Regions from separate parts of the Homo sapiens genome. Here region 2 is linked to region 1. The links are chromatin loops, found by intact Hi-C in ENCODE. Cell type or tissue: GM12878. All regions are shown on one strand. Each heading gives the region's core, and the rest is flanking DNA. Links, peaks and the distances in the headings are about the cores only.

Evidence for each region. Peaks named below come from ENCODE experiments on the same cell type or tissue, not always from the same donor. Only the 100,000 strongest peaks of a DNase experiment are listed, where the experiment ranks them.
Region 2: it touches region 1 in a loop (3-fold over the local background); 1 of 110 quality-filtered maps calls a loop at or near these places.

What each region holds. Positions count from the first base shown.
Region 1 is chr4:166,480,597-166,483,531 of GRCh38, forward strand. No RefSeq gene overlaps it. Among named protein-coding and RNA genes, the nearest start is that of TLL1, 610 kb to the left of the region's middle. In GM12878, for the core only: no CTCF peak of the experiment used is centred there; a DNase peak (open chromatin) is centred at 1,345.
Region 2 is chr4:166,660,479-166,663,413 of GRCh38, forward strand. No RefSeq gene overlaps it. Among named protein-coding and RNA genes, the nearest start is that of SPOCK3, 570 kb to the right of the region's middle. RefSeq lists an enhancer at 2,010-2,069. In GM12878, for the core only: no CTCF peak of the experiment used is centred there; a DNase peak (open chromatin) is centred at 1,853; H3K27ac peaks cover 1,951 bases.

The sequences.
Region 1 (2,935 bases), core at 129-2,628:
AAATCTTAAGGAATCCACTGAACAACTATTAGAACTGACAAATGAGTTCAGCAAGGTTGCAGGATGCAAGCTCAATATACAAAAGCCAATTGTATTTCTATAAATTTGCAATGGGCAATATGAATAGGAAATTAAGAAAACAATTTTTAATAGCATCAAAAAAGTAAAATACTTGGGAATAAATTTAACAAAAGATGTATAAGTCTGTACATTGAAAGCTATAAACTTTCATCAAAAGAAATTAAAGAAGACTTAGAAAGACATCCTGTGTTCATGAATTGAAAGACATAATATTGTTAAGATGTAAAATACTCCCCAAATTGATACATAGGATTAACATATCAAATGTCTGATAAGAATATTATATCCAGAATACAAAATAAATGAATGCAATCCAACAATTAAAACATAATTTTAAAATGTGAAATAATGTGAATTGACATTTATTTAAATCAGATACAAATGACCAATAGGCAAACGCAAAATGTTTAACATCAGTAGTCTGTGTGATCTGAGACACCAAAACAAATACCCCTTTATCAACTAATATGGACTCTAAGGTTAAGGAAACAAAAGTTACCAGGGTTCAGAGATGAGCTGGCATGGCAACTTCCTAAGTCTCTATGACTACAAGTAAAACCACACTCTTGCTAACCAATAGGATCTATCAGGCAAATTGTCAGACCCTTCCTAACTCTGATTTACAACCCAGACCACTACAGCGCTGAACAGAGGACTGGTCTCAGGCTGTTTTCTGATAAGCTGCTGCAGACCTTAAGCCAGTTTCAGCCAACTTGTAGAAACTTCACACAAACTGCCTTTGTGTTCTATAGTTCATCTTTTGATGTAAAGAGCCAAATTCCACCTCATTTTAATGCTAAAGCCTGCCCCAAGGAGAACATGGGATATATGTTAGGTACATGTTTCCCCATTGCACAAACACTCCACTTCTCTTTTAAATACGTACAGCTTTTCACCCAAACCCGCTAAATAGTATCACTTTTTTGCGTAATTCAGATCTTGTGAGGCATAAAAACCCACCTGGCTTTTTTCTCTTTGAAGATAACATCTTTGGTACATGCTAGAGACTGTCTCTTCTCTGTTTACAAACTGATATTGCCAGTAAAACTCTTCTTTCTACTATTTTGCCATACTGGTGGTCTTTTGGATGACAAGTCATTAGGAGAATTCAGATGAAAGCCACAATAACATATCACTTACACACACTGGGATGACTAAAAATAAAAAAAAACAGACATAACCTGTATTGATGAGTTTGTGGAGAAATCAGAATACACATATATTACTTGTGAAAGTATGAAATGGTGCAGCCACTTTGAAAAACAGCTTGTCAGTTCCTCAAAATGTTGAATATAGATTTACCACCATATGACCCAGCAATTACTCATCTAACCATATAAACAACAAAACTGAAAACATACCTCCATATTAGATCATATATAGCAAGTTTTATATCTGTGAGTTGGCCTGTAGGTTTATGTAGCAGCATCATTTTAATAGCTAAAAATTGAAAACAACCCAAAAATGTGTCAAATGGTGAAAGTATAAACAAAAGGTGATATATCCATAGCATAGAATATTGTTCAGTTAGTAAAAGAAGTGTAGTGACATAGAGCAGAGCACAAACGAACCTTGAAATCATGATGCTAAGTGAAAGAAAGCATTCATAAAAAGCCACATATTGTACAATTTCATTTATATAAAGTACTCAGAATAATTAAATCTAAAAGATAGAAAGTAGTTTAGTGGTTGCCAGAGGCTGGGAGAAGGGGAGAATGAAGAGTGATTACTAATCTTACAAGGTTTTTTTTGAAATGGTAAAATGTTTTAAAATTAGATAGTTGTGATAGCTGTGCAATGTTGTGAATATACTGAAAAGCACCAAATTGTACATCTTAAAAAGGTAAATTTTATGGTATGTGAATTACATGTCAATAAAGGTGTTATATAAAGTCTATAATAAATATTTGGCTTTTAGTATGTTTAAATTATCAAGTTGATGAATTATATACATATATTCTCAGGATGTTGAATGCACTGTCTAGTATATTTTTATTTTTAATATATTTTTGAATACCGAATTATAAATATATTTAGAATCCTATGAATATGTAAAACAAGTCTCTAAGGTAAGATAAATTCAGGGTAATACTGAGAAATAAAAATATATATCATAATTTAGAAAAAAGAAAATATGCTGGAATACAAGCATTTAGCCAGTTTAGAAACATTTTGTTCTGACGCTTGATTACATAATCATATCTATGTAGCTCTTTTTTCTAAAGGAAATTGTCCAATTGTGTGCATAACTCTTATCTGTAATACAAATATTTCCTTGTTTAACAAGAAATAACCTTGGTGAATATCTGTTACCACTGAGGTTGGTCAACTGTCACTCTCCTCCTTATGCCCACTTGCAACATCTGTCACATAGACATAATGCACACAAATGCTTGGTATTTTTCAATTTTAAAAATTATTTGATGCTTTTTCCTTGCAAATATATATAATTAAAAATTTACCTCAATTATAATATACCCTATATTGCTTTCCTGAGCCTATGTAGTTTATTTAGCTCCCCCTAATTTGTTAGTTCATTTATTTAAGAATTTGGCATCTATTAATTGTTAATTCTATGTCAGGCAAAAGCAATATCAACGTGGATAAGACATATTTCTTGTCTTTAAGGAGCTCAGATTGCAGCAGGTAGACAGGTAGCCAATGTGCGGAATGTGAAGTGAGATCTACCCCAATATATTGTACATTAGAAAACAGGAAAACTCATGTGATTTTACCTGTCTATAAAAATCTCCTGAGGATGTATTAGAAAACTCATGGCTGAAATTTATTGTATGTTCAAAATTATGATCAAAGTGAATGGGTAATAGATTTTTTTTTATGGACAAACTTTGTA
Region 2 (2,935 bases), core at 312-2,811, 180 kb after region 1:
GACAAACTGTTAGAGTAACAGGGTTGGCAATTAAATATCAGAAGCTCATTTTAGGAAATGTTAGGTTTTAGAAGTAGTAGATTTAAACAATTCTAGTTAGTCAACTCATGCAAAGGTACCAAGCAGGCAGTTGATATTTTGTCCTGATGATCAGGGGAGAAGAGCTGGCTAGTGGTATTTATTTGGTGGCCTTAAGCACATAGATTACACTTACTACCTTGAGGCTGGATGAAATAACCAAGGGGGAGAGTATAGTGAGGGAAAAGAGATGAGATTTAAGAACTGAGCTGTGGGGAACTCCGACATTTAGACAATACAGCGAAAGATCTGGAAAGTAAGACTGTGCTAAAGCAGCAACAGAAGTAAAAAAGAAACCTGAGAACGTTTTCTCAGAAAATAAGGGAAGAAAGAATTTGAAAAAGGAGAGAGATCATTGTGTCTACCACCTACTATTCCATCATAAACAACAGTAGATGTCCTCTGCATACCAAATTTTAATATAGAACTTTTATCTTTCAGTTCTAAGTAATTTCTAAGTCTCATTTTTTTCTTTGACTCATGAGTTATTTAAAAGCATGCTTGTAAGTTTCCAAATATACATGAATTTTCTTTATTATTTTTATCTTAATTGTTTAATAATAAAAAACTTAAGCCTATTTTCAGGGCTGGCGTTCAGCCAGTATCACATGACAGGATGTATAGTCATCCCTCAGTATCTGAGGAATTGGTTCCAGGACCCCCTCTGATACCAAAATCTGTGGATGCTCAAATCCCTCACATAATGGCATCATATTTGCATATAACTTACACACATCCTCCCATATACTTTAAATCATCTCTAGATTACTTATATCTAATACAATGTAAATGCTTTGAAAATAATTGTTATACTATATATTTTAATTGCTTTTTAAAAAATATTTTCTATCTATGGTTTGTTAAATCTGTGGTGGGAAAGCCACAGTTATGCAAGAGCTGACTGTATTACTTTATAATTATTAATCAAGCATTCATCTAAGTGGTCAGTCATCTTTTGAAATTTATCAGCCCCATGGTGTAACAGTTGATAAATATTTTGAATATTACCTCTATCTGTATGAAACTGTTCTTTGAACTTTGTTGGGATTTGCTTAATGGTCTAGTGCAGGATTAATTTTTGTAAATGTTCTAGATTTCCTTGAGAAGAACATGTAGTCTCTAATAAGCTCCATTCATATTTTATAATTGCATTAGATTAAGCCTGTGTATTGTGTCCAAATATTCTATAACCATTGGTTTTTTGTCTCTTTTATTTTTTTAATTATTTTATATTTATTTGTTTTGGGGATATAGACAGGGTCTCATTATATGGAAAAAGTTATGGTAAAACATCCAACAATAGAAGGAAATTTATCAATTGCTCTCTCTAGTTTAATTAGTTTTTATTCCATGTACTATCAGAAATTCATGTGTCTTAAATTGTTAAATCTTTTGTCTCACTAATGCTCTTAAAATTAGTTAGTGGTATTCTCTATATCTAATAATGATGCATTTTTTCTTATAGTCTACCTTTTGTTTATATTTACGTGGATACACCCACTTGATTGCTTGTGCCAACAAATACCTTATATAATCAGATAAAAATTCCCTCAGTAAAAAGAAAATGTTAGCCTTGTTTCCAAAATTATTTAGGCAAAACAATGTTAACCAAAGACAAGAAAAAATTGAATATAAATGAAAACAATCAAAAAAGAAAGTCAGTGAAAACTAACCTACAATGACTCTTGGTATTGAAATTAGTATACTGACTATTGTTAAAACACACCTCAGCAGACAAACACAATGAACTCTCTGGCTAAAAAGAGACATACTGAAACTACAAAACAGAACCAAATGGCCACGACAGGGTGAGAAGCTGGTCATATATCCCTGGGCTCACAAAGAAAATACATGTCACTACCTGTCACAAGGTTTTTATTCCTGTAATTAAGCAGAACCGATTTCTCAAAAACATGTCAAAACAGCTACGGCTGAAAATTCCCCAACTGACCTCAGACAGAACACCTGGTGGTGGCTGACTGACCACCTGGAACCTGCTAATTAAAAAACTTGTAGCTTCCTGCTTAAAGACCACCCAATGCAGGCTTTTCTCCTTACCATTCTGATACCTTCTCCTGCTTTGCAGTCCTGCCACAACTTTCAATAGACTAAGGATGAGCCTTACAAACTTTCTTTCATGATAAACTGCCACAAATCTCCAGCCAGTTTCCACTGGCTTATAGAGGATATGCAAAAACCTCCTTTGTGCCCAGTAGTTCACCATATGACATATTGAGCCAAAATCTCCCTTATTTTGATATTGAAATCCCACTGCAAAGTGAATGTAGAATGTATGCTACATACGTTAAGCTGTTACACAAGTGCTTAACTTCCCTCAAAAATATACATAGATTTTTCACAAACTCCTCCACAAATCTCTTGGTTTTTTTTGTTAACACTGTAAAGCAAGTATGCTTAAAATGTTTAGTAAATTAACTGTTAAAAATGAATAATTTTGGCTGAGAACTGGAAACTATAAAAAGGAAATTACACTTTTTTTCTTTTTAAAGAGCTGAATTGAAACTCTGGCCAAAAAAAAAAAAAAAAAGAAAAATTAACCAAAATTAAGAACTCCATGAATGATGTTATAAGATACATTGTATCCTCCAAAAAAAGAAACGTTGAAGTCTTATTCCTCAGTATTCAGAATGAGATATTTAGTGAAAACAGTATCGTTTCAAAGGCAGTCAAGTTAAAATGTGCTCATTAGAATAGGCCCTGATACATATTGCTGGATTCCTTAAAAAAGAAAGATTTGGACACAAAGAGAACCATAAGTGGAAAACAATGTAAAGCACAGGGAGAAGACAGTCATCTAAAAGCCAAGAAATACCTGAGGCTACCTGTGTGTCTAAAT